2 separate regions of the Homo sapiens genome follow, and region 2 is linked to region 1. Evidence: read pairs that join two places in POLR2A ChIA-PET (ENCODE). Cell type or tissue: CD4-positive, alpha-beta T cell. All regions are shown on one strand. Each heading gives the region's core, and the rest is flanking DNA. Links, peaks and the distances in the headings are about the cores only.

Evidence for each region. ChIA-PET counts read pairs that join two places held together with the same protein. Peaks named below come from ENCODE experiments on the same cell type or tissue, not always from the same donor. Only the 100,000 strongest peaks of a DNase experiment are listed, where the experiment ranks them.
Region 2: POLR2A ChIA-PET joins it to region 1 with 6 read pairs; 3 of 35 experiments call an interaction of 5 or more read pairs at or near these places.

What each region holds. Positions count from the first base shown.
Region 1 is chr6:42,813,772-42,824,626 of GRCh38, reverse strand. BICRAL (BICRA like chromatin remodeling complex associated protein) reads right to left here. Exons shown (of 13, transcript NM_001393499.1): 3 at 2,564-2,609; 4 at 1,783-1,831; 5 at 1,624-1,692. The coding sequence starts at 2,604. Among named protein-coding and RNA genes, the nearest start is that of BICRAL, 37 kb to the right of the region's middle. In CD4-positive, alpha-beta T cell, for the core only: no CTCF peak of the experiment used is centred there; a DNase peak (open chromatin) is centred at 4,726.
Region 2 is chr6:42,939,897-42,950,751 of GRCh38, reverse strand. All of the region lies in intron 1 of CNPY3-GNMT (CNPY3-GNMT readthrough), which reads right to left. It overlaps LINC02976 (long intergenic non-protein coding RNA 2976), which reads right to left and starts at 10,259. Exons shown (of 5, transcript NR_186646.1): 1 at 10,146-10,259; 2 at 9,823-9,979; 3 at 9,137-9,242; 4 at 6,782-6,954; 5 at 2,392-3,144. In CD4-positive, alpha-beta T cell, for the core only: no CTCF peak of the experiment used is centred there; no DNase peak of the experiment used is centred there.

The DNA of each region.
Region 1 (10,855 bases), core at 2,582-7,581:
TTGAGGCCAGGTGCAGTGGCTCACGCCTGTAATGGGGCGGGGATCACTTGAGATCAGGAGTTCAAGATCATCCAGGCCAACATGGAGAAACGCAGTCTCTACTAAAAATACAAAAATTAGCTGGTGTGGTGGTGGGTACCTGTAATCCCAGCTACTAGGGAAGCTGAGGCAGGAGAATTGCTTGAACCCAGGAGGCAGAGGCTGCAGTGAGACGAGATCGTGCCACTGCACTCCAGCCTGGGCAACAGAGCAAGATTCCGTCTCAAAAAAAGAAAGTTGAAAGCTTAGAAAAATGGCAAAGTGGATATATAACTTGTCTTTTTATTATTTAAAAGACAACCTCATATAGTTTGTCTTTTTATTATTTATTATTTATTTTTATTTTTTTTATTTTTTTGAGACAGAGTCTCCCTATGTGGCCAGGCTGGAGTGTAATGGTGCGATCTTGGCTCACTGCAACCTCCAACTCCCTGGTTCAAGCGATTCTCCTGCCTCAGCCTCCTGAGTAGCTGGGATTACAGGCACGCGCCACCACACCAATTTCTGTGTTTTTAGTAGAGACGGGGTTTCACCGTGTTGGCCCGGATGGTCTCGATCTCCTGACTTCATGATCTGCCTGCCTCGGCCTCCCAAAGTGCTGGGATTACAGGTGTGAGCCACCATGCCTGGTGTATTATTTTATTTATTTATTTATTTATTGTTTGAGATGGAGTTTCGCTCTGTCGCCCAGGCTGGAATGCAGTGGCGGGATCTCGGCTCACTGCATCCTTTGCCTCCTGGGTTTATGCAATTCTCTGCCACAGGCTCCCGAGTAGCTGGGATTACAGGCGCCTACCACCATGCCTGGCAATTTTTTTTTGTATTTTTAGTAGAGATGGGGTTTTACCATCTTGGCCAGGCTGATCTTTAACTCCTGACCTCGTGATCCACCTGCCTCGGCCTCCCAAAGTGTTGGGATTACAGGCATGAGCCACCACATCTGGTCTATTTTATTTTTTAAAAATAGAGACAGGGTCTTGCTATGTTGCCCAGGCTGGTCTTGAACTCCTGAGCTCAAATGATTCTCCCACTTTGGCCTCCCAAAGTGCTGAGATTACAGGTGTGAGCTACTGTACCTGGCCACATAGCTTGTCTTAATTGACTAAGTTAAAAGTAGAAAATGTCTACATAATTCAATAGATTTTCTTCCTATATAAATTACAACAGGCTGGGCACAGTGGCTCATACCTGTAATTCCAACATTTTGGGAGGCCAAGGTAGGTGTATTGCTTGAGCCTGAGAGTTCAAGACCAGCCGGGCTAACATGGCGAAACTCTGTCTCTATTAAAAATACAAAAATTAGCCCGTGTGGCATGCGCCTGTAGTCCCAGCTATTCGGGAGGCTGAGGTGGGAGGATCGCTTCAGCCTGGGAGGTCAAGGCTGCAGTGAGCTGTGATCGCACCACTGCACTCCAGTCTGGGCGACAGAGTGAGGCCCCATCTCAAAATAAATAAATAAAATTAAATTAATTACAACAGACAAGGTAAGGATTCTCATGATACAAAGGCAGTTAAAGGCTCAGTTCACAAGGCATCAATCAGACAGAAACCATTCAATCATTGCATTTAGTTTCCAATACTCACACTAGAGTTGGCGAAAATTGAATTTGAATTGGCTGCAGAATATCCTGCATTAGTCAAGTCATCATTGCTCTGCAAAGATACAAATTCAATAGGTGGTTACTACTTTAACTGTAAAGCAGAAACAAAATAGATGTCTGTGGTATTCTATGCATTACTTACAGATTTATTACTAGGTCCATGTAGAAAATAGTTCAATGCTTGTGGGTCTCTAGAAAAGAGAGGAAAAAAAGAGATAAAACAACAAACAAATATACTATCTATATTTAGAACTAATTTTTACTAGAGTAGAAAGAAAATGATTTATTACCTGAGTAAAATCCTCTCCCTATTTTAAAACTATTAGTAGGTTTTTTTTTTTTTAATCTTGTTTTTGTTTTGATGTTGTGCCATTTCCTATTATTATTCACTTCTGCCTCCTGGGATTTATTAGGAAATAAATTTAATAAATAATTACTTGCTGAGCACAGTGGCTCATGCCTGTAATCCCAGCACTTTGGGAGGCTGAGGCAGGAGGATCACTTCAGTCTAGGAGTTGGAGACCAGCTTGTACAACATGGCAAAACCCTGTCTCTACAAAAAAAAAAAAACACAAAAAATTAGCCAGGCATGGTGGTGTGTGACTGTAGTCCCCGCTACTTGGGAGGCTGAGGTGGGAGGATCGTGTGGGCCTGGGAGGTGGAGGCTACAGTGAGCTGAGATTGTGCTGCTGCACTTTAGCCTGGGTGACAGAGTGAGACCCTGTCTCAAAAGGAAAAAAAAAAAAAGAATTACTGAATTACAACCCCTATGTTAATCATGTCTCTGTTTCTCTACTAAACCTATGATTATTATTTAATTTTTATTTAAAATACCTATCAGGTGTTATATGCTATTAGGTTGTCTTAGTGTTCAGCAAACCTCACACATTTGATTTACCCAGGTTTTGGAATAAGCATCTTACCCAATAAGATCAAGGAGACACGAGTCATCATCATCATCCATGACAACTATAAAGAAAAGGGAGAGGAAAACAGGTTTCAGTAAAGCAGATTAAAGACAGTAGTATCAATGCAATACAAAAGTATGCCTTACACTTTTCTGGATAAATAACTGTAATTCACGTGAGTTTTCCTCTGCTTAATATTAATGTAATTTTAAAAATTTTGAGGTCATTTGAGAGATAAAGTATTCAATTTAAACTTTTTATTGAAAACAAACCTTTAACTTATAAGTCAAAAAAGAATCTAGACAAATCAAAGATAGTTGGCAGCAACCTCCCTCACATGCAGATTCCCCCAAGGGGCTATAAACCATGAACAGTAACTTCCTCAAAATGTACAATAAACAAGGGGAGAAATAATATTTATGTTTTAGAAAAGATCTCATAGACATAGAGGTCTTTTAATTTTGTGACTCAATGTTCCTAAACATGGTGAGCAACCTACATTTTTTGCCATATTCTGGCTATCTTTAGGAAGATAGGAAAATGGTTCTTCCTGCATTTAGAGAGAGAAGAGGGGGCACCCTAGCCGCAGGCAGTCTCTGCAGGCTCTGGCCGGCCGGTCCCACATTCTCCTTTTGCAGCAGCACCACCCCTGTTCAACTCCAAACAATCTACATCCTAACACTAGAATCCTTAAAGTAGAGAATCTCAACCAAAAAAGTTCACCCTAGCTCCAGGCCCCGAGATCCCTCTCTCCCCCACCAGCGACAGTGTCAAGCTTAGCCAGTGAAATGACTATGCTTGGGCTGAAACAACAACAACTGCACAGATTCCAAGAGCAGCTCTCCCCACAGACTGGGAAACTTACACTAGTGATCCGACACCTGGCACACAGCTTCACACCCTTTTGAGCCATGTGTGGAATAATTTACATCACGGAATGCCAGGGCCAAGAGTTCTGGAGCAGTTGGAAAGGGCAGTTGTGAACGGCAGTTGGACGTAGGAATGAAATCCTGAAAAGATGCCCAGAAGAGGGACACGCCCGAAGGCAGAAGGGACAGTCTCTACTAAATGTTTTTCCTCTGTTAAAACTGCATCTCTTCTCCAGTTCCCTCAGACTTCCCACTCTAACAGTCACAAGGCCAAACTAGTATAAAATGTACTCCTGCTACATGGAAGGTAACTTGCTTTCCTCAGGAAGAGTCTGGAAGGGGTAAGTACCCCCACTGGGATCTGCCAGTGATCTTCCCCTTGGCGGCTGAATTCATTCAGATGCTGAATGATCTGGGAGATTACAAACCCTGTGAGTAGAATCCAGTGGAGAGGAGAAATGATGGTTGAGAAAGGAGGAAGAAGCAGTGGGAAAAGATACCAAAAGGTGACTCCCAAGGCTGAAACTGACAAGGGCAGCTGGCTAAGTGAAATCTGCTTTTTAGAACTCAACTTGGAGTCACTCATGGGCACACTCACATGACTATACTAGTGTAACATGACTGTGGAGGAGTGAAGATGGGACAGAAAGGAAAAGCAGGAAAATGATCATCACGTAGATACAGAAAAATCTGTGTGAAGGTCTTCCCTTAAATCCTGACGACATTTAGTGAGATAAAATTGTATTAACCATGGCTCATCAGCATACCATAGGCTTGTCTCTCAGGCATCATAATCATATGGAAAAAATTAGCCAATTATGACATACATTAAGCCTATAAAGGAGATATTACTTTTTTAACATGACCGCTTAAATTGAATTCCCCTGTATCCTTTGTGAATTCATTTTTTTTAAGTGTCCGTCTCTGGAACAAACTAATTAATAAAAATGTAAGTGAAAAATAGCCTATACCAAAGAAAAACACTTCCACAACTCTCCCAGCTTCCCTCCTTACTTGACACACTTGCCTAGTTCCTCTACTTGATGAGGTGCCCTAAGGGTTAAACAAGCCCTGAGGCAGGAAGTCAACACCAGTCACTCCATTGAGGTGTTACTACCACTAGCACTTTCAAGCACAGAGAACAGCTGCTACCCCTAAGTTTAGAGTGACAAACTACTTGAGTAGTGCAAACAGAACACTTTTATAATATTGAATGAGATTAAAAGCCATTGTGCAACCTTCTCTACCAAACAAAACAGGGAGTCAAACACTTGGCTTGAAAGAAGGCTCCCTGGGAATATCTACCCCCTATCAGCAGCATCAGGAACTGCCAGACAGGCCTTCTCCTCTGGTCCCAGTAGGTACAACTCTAGGAGCCTTTACAGTCAGGGGCACCCTGAGAATTCTGCTTTTTAAAGGGTCACACTCTTTTCTCACCTTAAACAGTTTCAAATTAAAAGAGATGACCCTTAGCCCTGTATTCTCTAGCTTCAAATAATGCCAAAATGTAGTCATAATATAGCCTAATCCAGGGGTTCCTTTCACCAGATGACCTATGGTCCATCAAAGTAAATTTACCAGAGCAAAATTGTAAAATTGTCTATGATTTTAAAATGAGAAGATAGGCCGGGCATGGTGGCACATGCCTGTAATCCCAGCACTTTGGGAGGCCGAGGTGGGTGGATCACCTGAGGTCAGGAGTTCGAGATCAGCCTGGCCAACACGGTGAAACCCGTCTCTACTAAAAATACAAAAAATTAGCCAGGCATGGTGGCACTTGCCTGTAGTCCCAGCTACTCGGGAGGCTAAGGCAGGAGAATTGCTTGAACCTGGGAGGCAGAGGTTGCAGTGAGCCGAGATCATGCCACTGCACTCCAGCCTGGGTGACAGAGAGAGATTCTGTCTCAAAAAATAAAATTAAAAATAAAAATAAAAATAAATAAAACGAGAAGATAATCTGAAGATCAGTCACTAATGACCTAAAAGTGAAGAATTCTGTTTTCTCTGGAAAGATTCTCCATTTACTTCTGGACTCCTGTTGAGGCTCTTTTCACATTCAAGTAACAACCCTGGAATCCCTAGATGGGTGGCTGACCCCAGGTGGATTTTATGAGGCTAAGGGGAAATCCCTGGATGAGTGATTGGAAACTATTTCTTGGCCCAACAGACATGAGCAAGACGTCTTCCCCTCTGTAAATAGCACTAGACAGTGGGATTTGTCGTGGAGGGAAGGGGGCTGTAGGCACCCCAAGAGTTCAGAAATCACTGTCCTGAACACCTGACTACCTCTCTTAAAAAATTAAAGCTAATATTTAAAACTGTTCTGAATTGCACCAACAAACATCTTAAATAATAGCTTTTAATCAAGAGGACACAGTGTAAAAATGACGTTTCAAAGCGGTGGGGAAAAGTTGTTAACCATATGGGGAAAATAAGGTAGATTCACACCTCATATCTTACACAAAAATAAATTCTAGATGGATCTAGGAGTTAAATGGTGGATGGAGAAAGAACCTTAAAGTAATAGAATAACTCATGGGAGAATTTTTTTTTTTTTAACAATCTTGGAGTGAGGAAAGTCTAAGGATGTCATAAGACACACAAGTCATAAAAGACTGACAAAGTCAACGACATAAAGTGCAAAGCTTCTGCATGATAAAAGAAAAACACATCATAAGCAAAGTCAAAGACTAAAACAAATAAACAAAAATAACTAAGAAAAATACCTCCACTTCATACCCCAGAAGGCTTTTCTCCCTAATACACAAAGAGCTCCTATAAATAAGGAAAATTTTTTATCAGGGCTTTTCTCCCTAATACATAAAGAGCTCTTATAAATAAGGAAAATTTTTTTATCAGGATCCATCCAGAATATCAAAGATTTAATCAGTTTATGAGCAATCAATTCACAGAAAAGGAAATACAACTAGCTCCTAAGCATATAAAATAATCAACCTTACTTACAATAAGGGAAATAAAAATTAATATTGTAGTGAGATACTACATGTCCTGTCAGATTGGCAAAGACAGAAAAGTTGGATGAAGGATTCTGCTAGCAGGGAGTGGGGAAATAGGAACTTTTATACACTGACAGGATACAGACTCATATAACCTCTAGTGAGGGCAATTTAGCAATGTCTTTCAAAATCTTAAGTGCACAGATCAGCTTACCAAGCAAATCCATTTCCAGGTATTTGTACTGCAGATATTCTTTTTTACTCACTTTTTTTTTTTTTTTTTTTAGAGATAGGGTCTCTCTATGTTGCCCAGGCTGGACTTGAATTTCTGGGCTCAAGAGATCCTTAACCCCCTAAGTAGCTGGGCCTACAGGTATGTGCCACCATAACCAGCTGTCACGTGGGTATTCTTTCACATGTGCCAAATGATATGTGTATAAGAATATCCAGGGCAGTATTATTATTATTTTAGTATTAATTGGTTTTAACAAAGGACGGCAAAACCCTAGATGTCATGGGTATGGGGTTTCTTTCTGGGGCAATAAAAATGTTCTTGAACCTGCTTGGCAATGTAGTGAGACCCAATCTCTACAAAACATTTAAAAATTAGTTGAGTGTGCTGATGCACACCTGTAGTTCCAGCTACTTGGGAGGCTGAGATGGGAGGATTGTTTGCTTGAGCGTAGGAGGTCAAGGCTGCAGTGAGCTATGATTACACCACTGCACTCCAGCCAAAGCGACAGAGCCAGACTCTGCCTCTTAAAAAAAAAAAAAAGAGTTCTTGTATTAAACTACTGAATTATATACTTTAAAAGGGTGAGTTTTATGGTATGTAAATTATATCTTAATTTAAAAAACTCTCTTAAAAACCCTAAATGTCCATGATTAAATGTCCTGGTTAAATCAATTATGGTTTACCTACATAGTGGAGTACTCTGCAGTCATTAAAACTAATGAGGCAGTTTTAATCATACTAACTTGGTAGGATATATGGTCAATTAAAAAAGAAAGGTGCAGAATATTATGTACATTATGTTCCCAAATGTGTGTGTGGGGGAAATACACACACACACATATATACACACACACACACACACACACACATATAAATGATGTGTGTGTGTAAATGTATAGAACCTAAAATGAAGCACAGGTAACCAGTAACACTAGTTGCTTCTGGGAAGAAAACAGGGTGACTGGGGAACAGAGGAAGATACACAATTTTTTTTTTTTTTTTTTGAGATGGAGTCTCGCTCTGTCGCCCAGGCTGGAGTGCAGTGGTGCAATCTCGGCTCACTGCAAGCTCAGCCTCCCAGGTTCACACCATTCTCCTGCCTCAGCCTCCCGAGTAGCTGGGACTACAGGCGCCCACCACCACGCCCAGCTAATTTTTTGTATTTTTAGTAGAGACTGGGTTTCACCATGTTAGCCAGGATGGTCTTGATCTCCTGACCTCGTGATCCGCCCGCCTCGGCCTCCCAAAGTGCTGGGATTACAGGCGTGAGCCACCACGCCCGGCTGATACTCTTTATTTATATGTCCTTTTGTACATTTTGAAATTTGTGCCACATGCATGTAAGATCTAATCAAAAAAGAAAAACAATTAATAAAACAAGGAGAAGAAGGACACAAAATGAAGTACAAGAACCTCAAGTCAGTTTAGCTGGGTGTGGTGGTGCTTGCCTTTAGTCCCAGCTACTTGGTAGGCTGAGGTCGGAGGATGACTTGAGCCCAGGACATGAAGGTTGCAGTGAGCCGTGATCGTGCCACTGCACTCCAGCCCGGGCAAAAGTACCAAACCCTATCTCAAAAATAAAATAAAATTTAAAAAGAACCTCAAGTAAGGCTCGCTTTCCTTAAGTATACTAAATATACCAAATACTCAGAACTTTTTTTTTTTTTGAAGAGACAGGGTTTCATTATGTTGCCCAGCCTGGCCTTGAACTCTTGGGCCCAAGCGATCCTCCCCTTTCAGTCTTCTGAGTAGCTAGGATTACAGGTGTATGCTACAGTGCCCAGCTAAATACTTAGAACTTTTTTTTTTTTCATTTTTTTTTGGTAGAGACGAGGTCTCACTATGTTGCCCATGCTGGTCTCGAACTGCTGCACTTAAGTGATCCTCCACCTTGGTCTCCTAAAGTGCTGGGATTACAATTACCATGCCCAGCCCTTAGAATATTTTAAAGCAGCCTACTGGCCTGGAGAATAAGCCACATCAGCTGTCTTAAAAGAAATACTGTATCTTTTTTTTTTTTTTTTTTTTTTTTTGAGACAGAGTTTCTCTCTTGTTGCCCAGGCTAGAGAGCAATGGCGCAATCTTGGCTTACCACAACCTCCGCTTACCGGGTTCAAGTGACTGTCCTGCCTCAGCCTCCCGAGATAGGATTACAGGGCCACACCACCATGCCTGGCTAATTTCGTATTTTTAGTAGAGACAGGGTTTCTCCACGTTGGTCAGGCTAGTCTCGAACTCCTGACCTCAGGTGATCCGCCCACCTCAGGCTCCCAAAGTGCTGGGATTACAGTCAGGAGCCACCACGCCCGGCCAAGAAATACTGTATCTTAAAAACAGTCTGAATTTAATTAAGTTCACAGCAAAACTTCAAAGACCTCCAAGGCAGAGATATAACAGTGTATTAATTTTTTTTCCACACAGAGGGAGAAAATCTAAGCTCTCATGAAGAAACATAATTGGTTGCAAGAACAGATATTTCAGGAAACCCAGTTCAGCAAATCAGTTTTGCCTATTTAAGATATTCTGGGCTGGGCACGGTGGCTCACGCCTGTAATCCCAACAATTTGGGAGGCCGAGATGGGCGGATCACCTGAGGTCAGGAGTTTGAGACCAACCTGGCCAACATGGTGAAACCCTGTCTTTACTGAAAATACAAAAAATTTAGCTGTATGTGGTGGTGGATGCCTGTAATCCTATCTACTCGGGAGGCTTAGGCAGGAGAATTGCCTGATCCCAGGAGATGGGGGTTGCAGTGAGCCAAGATTGCCCCACTGCACTCTAGCCTGGGCAACAGAGCGAGACTCCATCTCAAAAAAAAAAAAAAAAAAAAAAGATATTCTGACCAGTAGCAATGGAAGAAAACCAAACTTCACCCTTAGGAGTCATAAAACAGCCTGGCCAACATGGTGAAACTCTGTCTCTGCTAAAAATACAAAAAAAATGAGCCAGGCGTGGTGGTGCGTGCCTGTAATCCCAGCTACTATGGGGGCTGAGGCATGAGAATCTCTTGAACCAGGAGGTGGAAGTTGCAATGAGCTGAGATTGCACCACTGCACTCCAGCCTGGGTGATAGAGTGAGACCCTGTCTCAAAAAAAAAGAAAAAAAAAAGTAATAGAACAGGATTTCAAAGACTGCGCAAACTGAAATTTGGTATGTGGCCACTATTACAAATGTTTTTGTTTCCTCCTTTATCTGCTTATCTGTTCTTTTGCTTCTTTCAAAAATAATAGCCTAGTGGCTGAGGCAGGCGGATCACCTGAGGTCAGGAGTTCGAGACCAGCCTGGCCAACATGGTGAAACCCTGTTCTACTAAAAATACAAGAATTAGCCGACCATGGTGGCGCATGCCTGTAATCCCAGCTACTTGGGAGGCTAAGGCAGGAAGGAGAATCGCTTGAACCTGGGAGGCAGAGGCTGCAGTGAGCCAAGATCGTGCCACTGAACTCCAACCTGGGTAACAGACCAAGACTTCATCTAAAAAAAAAAAAAAAAAAAAATATATATATATATATATATACACACACACACACACACACATGCATGTATATGTATGTATACGTATATATACATATACATACATGTATGTGTATATATATGTATGTATACATGTGTGTTGTGTATATATATAATTTATATATATACATATACATATGTGTATGTATATAGCCTAGTGAAGATGGCTTGAACTCAGGGGGTTGAGACTACAGTCAGCTGAGATCACGCCACTGCACTCCAGCCTGGGTGACAAAGTGAGACCGTGTCTCAAAAAAAAAAAAAAAAACCCACCAAGAGCCAATACGAGATACCTTACCAAAAACTACTGACATTTGCTTTACTTGTAGTAAGTTGCTATAACATGAGTCATAACTTCCTAATAATTTACAAACAAATTTACCTCTAAAAGGTGCTGAGGTTAGCAAATTATTGAGAGACTTTAAGCAGACATGAACTACGGAATAGTTGCAGTCTTCAAAATCACATTTTTACCCCCGGACCTATTGAAGGTAAAATGAACTGCAGTCACTTTATTTTTACTGACATATTTACTACTTCTAGTGTTCTTCATTCTCTTAAGTAAATCCAGATTTCCATCTGGTATCATTTTCCTTCTCCTGAAAGGAATCCTTTAATATTTTTTGTAGTGCAGGTCTTTGCTGATTAATTCTTTCAGTTTTGATATATCTTTAAAGAGTGTGAGATGGGCACGGTGGCTCACGCCTGTAATCCTAGCACTTTGGGAGGCTG
Region 2 (10,855 bases), core at 3,572-8,571, 130 kb before region 1:
GGGAAGCAGAGGTTGCAGTGAGCTGAGATTGTGCCACCGCACTCCAGCCTAGGTGACAGAGTGAGACTTTGTCTAAAAAAAAAAAAAAAAAGCCTGAATTGGAGAATTATAAGTAAATCCACTCTTTATTTTACAGAATATTCTGGGGAAAATTTACTCCACTACCCTTAGATTTTTTTTTTTTTTAATCTCATGTTAATTATCTTGTCTGGGCATGGTGGCTCATACCTGTAATCCCAGCACTTTGGGAGGCCGAGGGGGGCAGATCACTTGAGGTCAAGAGTTCCAGACCACCCTGGCCAACATGGCAAAGCCCTATCTCTACTAAAAATACAAAAAAATTAGCCGGGCGTGGTGGCACGCGGCTGTAGTCCCAGCTACTTGGGAGGGTGTGGCACAAGAATCACTTGAACCGAGGCGGCAGAGGTTGCAGTGAGCTGAGATCAAGCCACTGCACTGCAGCCTGGGTGACAGAGTAAGATTCCGTCAAGTGATTCTCCTGCCTCAGCCTCCTAAGTAGCTGGGATTACAGGCATGCGCCAACACACCCAGCTAATTTTTTTGTATTTTCAGTAGAGATGGCGTTTCACCATGTTGGCCAGGCTGGTCTCGAACTCCTGACCTCGTGATCCGCCTGCCTCGCTTCCCAAAGTGCTAGGATTACAGGCTTGAGCCACCTTGCCCGGCCTTAAAAATGCATGCTTGGTCAGGAGCGGTGGCTGAGACCTGTAATCCCAGCACTTTTGGGGGCCGAGGTGGGCAGATCACTTGAGGTCAGGAGTTGGAGACCAGCCTGGCCAACATGGTGAAACCCTGTCTCTATTGAAAAGACAAAAATTAGCTGGGCGTGGTGGCAGGCGCCTGTAATCCCAACTACTTGGGAGGCTGAGGCAGGAGAATCGCTTGAACCCAGGAGGCAGAGGCTGCAGTGAGCCGAGATTGTGCCACTGTACTCCAGCCTGGATGACTGAGGGAGACTCTGCCTCAAATAAAAAAAAAAAAAGAAAAAGAAAAAGAAAAAGAAAAAAAGTCTGGAGAATGAAGAGTGATTGGAATAATAACCAAGATGATACGGGAATAATTTCTTTGTCACTGTCTACAAATAGATTGGCTATATATACAATATTTGAAATGTTAAGTGGCTTATGGCAGTTTATTATTTTTCCCTTTATTATTACTTTCTTTTCCATTTGCTTTGTGTGGGAAAGGAATGCTGAAGGAGGTAGTAGGGTCACTCCTTTTTAAAATTTAATTTTTTTTTTTTTAAAACAGGGTCTTGCTTTGTCGCCTAGGCTGGAACACAGTGGTGTGATCATAGCTCACTGCAGCCTCGAACTTGCAGGCTCAAGCGATCTTCCCACCTCAGCCTCTTGAGTAGTTGCCATTATGGGGGTGCGCCACCATGCCTGGCTAATTTTTTTTTTTTGGTATGTCTGTGTCACTCAAGCTTGTCTCCAACTCCTGGGCTCAAGTGATCCTCTTGCCTCAGCCTCCCAAAGTGCTGGGATTACAGGCATAAACCACCTCACCCGGCGTGTTTGAACTCTTCTTTACATATTATTCGTTGATATTTCATTAGGTAGAATATTGTATCTAATTATATCTATTATATCTTCTTTAATTATTGCCAAAATATACCAAATAATTGCAATCCTTCATCTACAAATTGTCCATGTCCTGCCCACTAAAATATATTAAAACTGCTTTTTATTTTACTTAATTCGTCTCTATAAATTTTATTTTATTTTTGTAGAGACAGTCTCACTTTGTTATCCAGGCTGGTCTCAAACTCCTGGGCTCAAGCAATCCACCTGCCTCGGTTTCCCAAAGTACTGGGATTACAGGCATGACCACCATGCCTGGCCATCTCTCTGTAAATTTTAGATGCCCTGGGCCATGGAAAAGATCACAGAATATAAATCAATTTACTGTTTGACTTCACTGAAAATAAGAATAGGTCCAGCCTGGCCAACATGGTGAAATCCTGTCTCTACTGAAAATACAAAAATTAGCCGGGTGTGGTGGCACACACCTGTAATCAGCTACTCAGGAAGCTGAGGCAGGAGAATCACTTGAACCTGGAAGGTGGAGGTTGCAGTGAGCCAAGATCGCGCCACTGCACTTCCCTGGGCAACAGAGTGAGACTCCATCTCAAAAAAAGAAAAAAGAAAAGAAAAGAAGAACAGGTGATATTTTAAATGTGGGACACATTATTTGGAATTGGCTGAAAAGACTAAATTCTTCATTCCTAAATGTGTGACATGTTTGCAAAAAGACTTCATCTTGGGAATGTGGCTGTAACTGGACAAACTCCAAGTCCTATTTGAGGACACATTAAAATCCTGCAATTGTGAATTATGTAGATACAATAACTGCGAATGGGAGACATCCTGGTTGTTTTGGTGTTTTTTATTTTTATTTGCTTTTTAGAGATGAGGGTCTCACTGTGTTGCTCAGGCTGGACTGGAACTCCTGGGCTCAAGTGATCCTCTCAAGTCACTTCCCAAGTAGCTGGGACTACAGGTGTGTACTGCACATGGCTTGTTTTGTTTTGATTCAGAACAGGCAGAAATTCATTTTTCCAGTGATGACTGCCAAATTCCAAACTCTAGTCCAAGCCATTGCATAAAAATTCTTCTCTGCTAATTGGATCTACCCCAGACTGAACATTGAAACACTTGAGGAGTGGTGCTAGCAGATCCACCCACCCACTTGGATCTCCTAGCAGAATTATCAAAGCAGATCCTTTTTTGGACTTTTAAGAAAGTCCTGTTAGTTGTCAAATAGGTCTCTATATCAGTGGGTCGTAACACTAATAATGGCAACATTACTATTAAGCGTAGTGTTATCAGTGAGTACTCCACTGATGTGTAAGAAGAGAGGTTCTCCCGAAAAGCCCTGAATTCACCACTACACACTCTATGCATGTAACAAAACGATACTTTTGCCCTATACATTTATACAAATAGAAAACTTAAAAAAAAAGAGAGGTTATTTTTACCATTTCACACTTTATTAAAAGCAGGGTTTTGGCCGGGCGCGGTGGCTCACGTCTGTAATCCCAGCACTTTGGGAGGCCAAGGCGGACGGATCACGAGGTCAGGAGATCGAGACCATCCTGGCTAACATGGTGAAACTCCGTCTCTACTAAAAATACAAAAAATTAGCTGGGCGTGGTGGCAGGTGCCTGTAGTCCCAGCTACTCAGGAGGCTGTGGCAGGAGAATGGCGTGAACCCAGGAGGCGGAGCTTGCAGTGAGCCAAGATCGCACCACTGCACTCCAGCCTGGGCGATGGAGCGAGACTCTGTCTCATAAAAAAAAAAAGCAGGGTTTTCTTTCTTTTTTTTTTGAGACAGGGTCTCAAAAAACAGGCTGGAGTGCAGTGGTGTGATCACAGATGCTCACTGCAGCCTCGACCTCCCAGGCTCAAGTGATCCTCCCACCTCAGCCTCCTGAGTAGCTGGGATCACACATAGCTATTTTTTTTTTTTTTAGTAGAGATGAGGTCTCACTATGCTGCCCAGGCTGGTCCCAAACTGCTGGGAATACAGGTGTGAGCTACTGTTCCTGGCTGTTAAAAGCAGTTTTAGCCAGGCACAGTGGCTCACGCCTGTAATCCCAGCACTTTGGGAGGCTGAGGCGGGTGGATCACGAAGTCAGGAGTTCGAGACCAGCCTGGCCAATATGGTGAAACCCCATCTCTACTAAAAAATACAAAAATTAGCCAGGCATGGTGGTGCGTGCCTGTAGGTCTCAGCTACTTGGGAGGCGGAGGTTGCAGAGAGCCTAGATCGTACTACTACACTCCAGCCTAAGTGACAGAGTGAGACTCCATCTCAAAAGAAAAAAAAAAAAAGGCGGTTTTAAGGAGTGCTAACCTCCAGTAAGATCTCTTCAGTACACACAGATCTGTTCACTGAGCTATTATTATTCAACATAAATATGATATGCTATTTCAGGCCCTGATAACAGGCTAAACATTGCTTATTGAAACAGGTGACGTAGCACACGCCATTACATCTAAAACACCAAGACTGGGTTGGTGAGTCCAGGTTACCCTTGAACAACTTGGGGGTTAGAGGCCCTGACTCCCCACACAGTTGAAAATCCATGTGTAACTTTTTGTTTTTTGTTTTTTTTTTTTTTTTGAGACAGGGTCTTGTTCTGTTAACCAGGCTAGGGTGCAATGGCATGATCTCAGCTCACGGAAACCTCCGCCTCCTGTGCTCAAGTGATCCTCCCATCTCAGCCTCTCAAGTAGCTGAGACCACAGGAATGCACCACCGTGCCTGGCTAATTTTTCTATTTTTTTGTAGAGATGGGGTTTCGCCATGTTGCCCAGGCTGGTCTCAAACTCCTGAGTTCAAGCGATCTGCCTGCCTCAGCCTTTCAAAATGCTGGGACTACAGGCGTGACCCACTGTGTCTGGCCCCCATGTATAACTTCTGACTCCCCAAAAACTCGATTACTAATAACTTACTATGGACCAGAACCCTTACCTATAACATAAAGTCGATAATACATATCTTTTTTTTGAGAGACAGACCAAGTCTCACTCTGTTGCCCAGGCTGAAGTGCAGTGGTGTGATCTCGCCTTACTGCAGCCTCTGCCTCTCGGGTTCAAGCGATTCTTCTGCCTCAGCCTCCTGAGTAGCTGGGATTACAGGCGTGCACCAGCACATAGGCTAATTTTTGTATTTTTAGTAGAGACGGGGTTTCACCATGTTGGCCAGGCTAGTCTTGAACTCCTGACCTCAGGTGATCTGTCCGCCTCGGCTTCCCAAAGTGCTGGGATTACAGGGGTGAGCTACCATGCCAGGCCAATAACACATAGCTTGTATGCGTATTATATAGTGTAATCTTACATTAAAGCTATAGAGGCCAGGCGCAGTGGCTCACGCCTGTAATCCCAGCACTTTGGGAAGCTGAGGTGGGCGGATCACGAGGTCAGGAGATCGAGACCATCCTGGCTAACATGGTGAAACCCTGTCTCTACTAAAAATACAAAAAATTAGCGGGCGTGGTGGCAGGCGCCTGTAGTCCCAGCTACTCGGGAGGCTGAGGCAGGAGAATGGTGTGAACCCAAGGAGGCGGAGCTTGCAGTAAGCCGAGAACGTGCCACTGCACTCCAGCCTGGGAGACAGAGCAAGACTCCGTCTCAAAAAAAAAAAAAAAAAAGCCAGATTGCCATTGACCCTCAAACACACAACATGGAGCTGAACTATGTGGGCCCACATATATGTGGATTTTCTCCTGTCTCTGCCACCCCGAGACTTCAAAATCAGCTTCTCCCAAGATGAGAAGGATGAAGACCTTAAGATGATCCACTTCCACTTAACGAACAGTAAATATATTTTTCTTATGACCTTCTTAGTAACATTTTTTCTGTAGCTTTTTTTTTTTTTGAGACGGAGTCTCGCTCTGTCGCCCAGGCTGGAGTCAGTAGTGCGATCTCGGCTCACCGCAAGGTCCGCCTCCCGGGTTCACGCCTTTCTCCTGCCTCAGCCTCCGGAGCAGCTGGGACTACAGGCGCCCGCCACCACGCCCGGCTAATTTTTTTTTTTTTTGTATTTTTAGTAGAGACGGAGTTTCACCGTGTTAGCCAGGATGATCTGGATCTCCCGACCTCGTGATCCACCCACCTCAGCCTCCCAAAGTGCTGGGATTACAGGCGTGAGCCACCATGCCCAGCCAATATGGCTTTTTAATGTCTTTTTTGGGCAATCTTTTCCACTTAGGGGCAGTTGGTGCTAATACATATTGCTATTACCAGAGCTGGCAGTAGGGTCCATCTCATTGAAACAAGTGACTTAGCATGGACCCATATATATCTGTCATAAAAAATAGGCTTTTCTTTCAAGATCAAAAAATAAGGGGAATTTTGTTCATATTTGGGAACTATAGTGATGCAGGGCTGCGGTCAACATCTGGACAGCATAAGTCTCCACACTAGAGGGGAGTGTGGGGCTCCCATTCACAGGACAAACCCCATGGGTTTGTAGATTTAAGATGATAATTTTCTGGCAGGCATTCAGTGAAGTGTCTTTTCCTAACAAATGTAATTAAAACAATTTTCTTTTTTTTTTTTTTTGGAGACGGAGTCTCATTCTGTCACCCAGGCTGGAGTGCAGTGGCAGGAGGTTCAAGCAATTCTCCTGCCTCAGCCTCCCAAGTAGCTGGGATTACAGGCGCATGCCACCACACCAGGCTAATTTTTGTATTTTAGTAGAGACGGGGTTTCACCAAGTTGGCCAGGCTGGTCTCAAACTCCTGACCTCAGGTGATCCACCCGCCTCAGCCTCCCAAAGAGATGGGATTACAGGTGTGAGACCCCACACCCGGCAAAACAATTTTCTGACAGATGGAAGTTAAAGGTGTGAAGAGCACCTTTTCCTAACTTGCATAAAGATCTATGGAAATGCCACCCAGCAGTCTCAAAGTAAGGAGAGGAGCCTGCCTCCTAGGACCTGCCCTTTCAAATGAATATGGAAGCCCTGATGTAGCACTCGTGAGATTTTACTGTCTGAGCATGTTTTGTTGTTGTTTGGTTTCAGACAGAGTCTTGCCTGTTGCCCAGGCTGGAGTGCAATGGCATGATCTCGGCTCACTGCAACCTCTGCCTCCTGGGTTCGAGTCATTCTTCTGCCTCAGCCTCCTGAATAGCTGGGATTACAGGCGTGAGCCACCACGCCTGGCTAATTTTTTGTATCTTTAGTAGAGACGGGGTTTCACCATATTGGCCAGGCTGGTCTCAAACTCCTGATCTCGTGATCCACCCACCTCGGGCTCCCAAAGTGCTGGGATTACAGGCGTGAGCCACCGTGCCTGGTCATCTGTGGTTCTTTTAATCATTGAACTGGAACAAACTGGCCTTGTGGTCTGTCCATCAGCCCTCGTGGTTCTAGTTGATGGAAGTCTTCAACAGAGATGGAGCCATTCTGCTGTTTGTGTTTCTGAGGACAAGACATTGACCCACTGTAAATTCACTGAAGTCCTGCCCCATCTTAGGACAACACCCTGGGTTTATCTTGGTGAAGTGAGTTCTAGCTGCCTCCTCTTAAGGACCGTGAGAGATGTTTGCTAAGCATGCAGACTCCCAGGTCTCAACCCAGCAAGTCTGAGGCAAACCCAGACATCTGTATGTTTAACAAGTATTCTAGGTGACTCTCATGTCCAGGTGAGTTAAGTTTAGAATCTTGTTCTAATGAGGCTTCTGACAGGAAGACGGAAATCAGGTTAACTTGAGTGCAGGCAGTACCCTTACCTGATTATACTTGTGCCCTATAAATTTATATAAATAGAAAACTTTTAAAAACAGAGGTTCTTTTTATAATTTCACACTTTATTACGAGCAGGTTTTTTGTCTCATTTTGTTTTTTGAGACAGGGTCTCAGTCTGTTACTCAGGCTGGAGTGCAGTGATGTGATCAGCCTAAGTCTCCACACTTAAGTGGAGTGCAAATGGGAGACATCCTGGTTGTTTTGGTGTTTTTTTTGTTTTTATTCGCTTTTTAGAGATGAGGGTCTCACTGTGTTGCTCAGGCTGGACTGGAACTCCTGGGCTCAAGTGATCCTCTCAAGCCACCTCCCAAGTAGCTGGGACTACAGGCATGCACTGCACATGGCTTGTGTTTTGATTCAGAACAGGTAGAAATTCATCTATATGAATTTCTGTATATCAGGTAGATTAATTTCTGCCTGTTCTGAATCAAAACAAAAACAAGCCATGGATGGGAAGGGGTATAGGAAAGTGGGAGGCAACGCCCAAGTTCGGAAAGGCTTGTGTGGTGGGGAGAAGAAAAGAAAAACCTGGGCTGGGCGCTAAGCCACACACCTGTAATTCCAAAACTTTGGGAGGCCGAGGTGGGGGGATTGCTGGAGCCCAGAAGTGTGAGACCAGCCTGGGCAACACAGCAAAACCCCGTCTCTACCAAAAAAAAAAAAAAAGGGAAAGAAAAAAACCCGGAAAGCCAGGTTTCCTGCATTCTGCCTTTCTAGGCAGGGCCAGAGTAAGCTGCTGCTGGGTGGGCTGCGTGAAAGCTAGTGAGTATGCAACAAGCCTGGCCCTTGGGAAGCAGTAACCACAGGTCAAAGAGCAAAGCAGTGACAACACTGCCTGCCCTCAAGACTGGGCCAGGGCCTGGGATTGGGCCACTGGGCCAACACCTCAGTAAGGAGTTTTTTTTATTTTTTTTTGAGATGGAGTCTCCCTCTGTCGCCCAGGCTGACCTCAGGTGAACCGCCCATCTCAGCCTCCCAAAGTGCCGGGATTACAGCCGTGAGCCACCACACCTGGCTTGGGGGTTAGATCTTTACCTTGTCCTACTTTAAAAATCAATGAGGCCAGGCATGGTGGCTCACACGTGTAATCCCAGCACTTTGGGAGGCCGAGATGGGAGGATTGCTTGAGTCCAGGAGTTTGAGACCAGCCTGGCCAACATGTGGAGACCCTGTTGCTACAAATTTTTTTTTTTTTTTGGTTGCGGGGGATGGAGTCTCACTCTGTCACCCAGGCTGGAGTGCAGTGGTGCAATCTCGGCTCACTGCAACCTCCGCCTCTTGGTTTCAAGCAATTGTCCTGCCTCAGCCTCCCAAATAAGAGGCTGAAACCACCCCAGGCCCAAAAAATAAATTAAAAATTAAAAAAATTATTGGCCGGGTACAGTGGCTCATACCTATAATCCTAGCACTCTGAGAGGCCGAGGTGGGTGAATCATCTGAGGTGAGGAGTTCGAGACCAGCCTGGCCATCATGGTGAAACCCCGTCTCTATTAAAAATACAAAAATTAGCCAGACGTGGTTGTGTGTGGCTGTAATCCCAGCTACTCGGGAGGCTGAAGCAGGATAATCACTTGAACCCAGGAGGAAGAGGTTGCAGTGAGACAAGATTGTGCCAGTGCACTCCAGCCTGGGTGACAGAGTGAGACTCTTGCAAACAAATAAAAAAGTATTTAAATAATTTTTTCTTTTTTTAGACACATGGTCTCACTATGTTGCCTAGGCTAGTCTCGAACTCCTGGGTTCAAGCGATCCTCCAGCCTTGGTCTCCCAAAGTGCTAGGATTACAGGTGTGAGCCTCCACACCTGGTATACAAAAAATAAGATGTTTAAATTAGCCAGGTACAGTGGTGCATACCTATGGTCCCAACTATTCAGGAGGATCACTTGAGCCTGAGAGGTTGAGGCCTGCAGTGAGTCATGATCACGCCACTGCACTCCAGCCTGGGTGACAAAGGGAGATCCTGTTCCAAAAAAGAAAGGTAGGGGAAAGGGTTAGGCATGGTAGTTCCTGCCTGTAATCCCAGCACTTTGGGAGGCCAAGGCAGGTGGATCACTTGAGGTCAGGAGTTCGAGAACAGCCTGGCCAACATGGGGAAACCCCGTCTCTACTGAAAATACAAAAATTAGCTGGGTGTGGTGGCGGTTGCCTGTAATCCCAGCTACTTGGGAGGCTGAAGCAGAGAATCACTTGAACCCAGGAGGCGGAGGTTGCAGTGAGCTGAGATTGTGACACTGCACTCCAGCCTGGGCAACAGAGTGAGACTCTGTCTCAAAAAAAAAAAAAAAAAGACTCAAAACAAAACAAAAAACAAAAAAAAAATCAATGAAGCTGTGGGGACAGAAGTAAGCCAGGCCTTGAAGTGCTGTTAGTGATAGAATGGGGGAATCAGAGGGTGGCCACCAAATCCTAGACAGTTCAGGGGGCAGGAAACACATCCCTGCCCTGGGTACCAGCCCCTCCACCTCACCCCCAGCCATTTTCTATGCTCAGAACAAAGTCCAGGACAAGACCTGCATCTAGACTGTAATCTCACTGCTCACCAGCTCCTTTAACAGGGGGAACATCAGTCCTGGAGATGCAGAGGTGGAGGCTGGACCAAGACAGTATCATTTTCCCAGGACCTGGCGTCATCCTCAACAGCTTAAGGAGAGACAGATTCCATTCTGTTCCACTCTCTATGGCCTTGGCTGCCCTAACCTGGTAGAGGGGGAGAGGCTGGGACCAGGCTATGAGGGGGCCCCTCACTCCCAGTTCAGCCCCCAGAGCCGCTGCAATGGACGCAGGGAGGCTTCAGCAGTGTATCCCTCCTACCCACTGGGCCTAGCCTGGAAGTGTGAGGTAGAGTTGCAGTGTGGGTGCTCACGGGAGATCTGGTGCGGGCACAGCTCCCCCAGGACTTGCTGCCATTCTTTCCTTCCAATAAGCCACAGCTGCTTCCTATTCGCCTTTTAGGAATCTTGGTGGTGGTTAGGCCAGGCGCAGTGGCTCCCACCTGTAATCCCAACACTTTGGGAAGCCGAGGCAGATGGATCATGAGGTCAGGAGTTCAAAACTATCCTGGCCAAGATGGTGAAACCCCGTCTCTACTACAAATACAAAAAAATTAGCTGGGCGTGGTGGCAGGTGCCTGTAATCCCAGCTACTCGGGAGGCTAAGGCAGAGAATTGCTTGAACCCGGGAGGCAGACGATGCAGTGAGCCAAGATCACACCACTGCACTCCAGCCTGGGCAACAGAGTGAGATTCCGCCTCAAAAAAACAAAACAAAACAAAACAAAACAAAAAGAATCTTGGTGGTGGTGACAGGTTAAGGCCAAGAAACTAAACCAGTTCGATACAACTCACACTGTCAGTGCCAGGGGTTGGGGGAAGAGGCCCTGGCAGCTGTGGAGAGTGGAAGTACCATGGATTTGTAATCTGAACGCCAGTGTCTGCGTCCCAGCTATACCACTCCTTAACAGCAGGACCTTGACTCCAAGGTCACCTGACTCCAAGCATATCACTTGACTCTAGCCTGTTTTCTCCTCTACACAATGAGGTTAACAGCACACCTCACAAGAGTGTGGTAATAGTA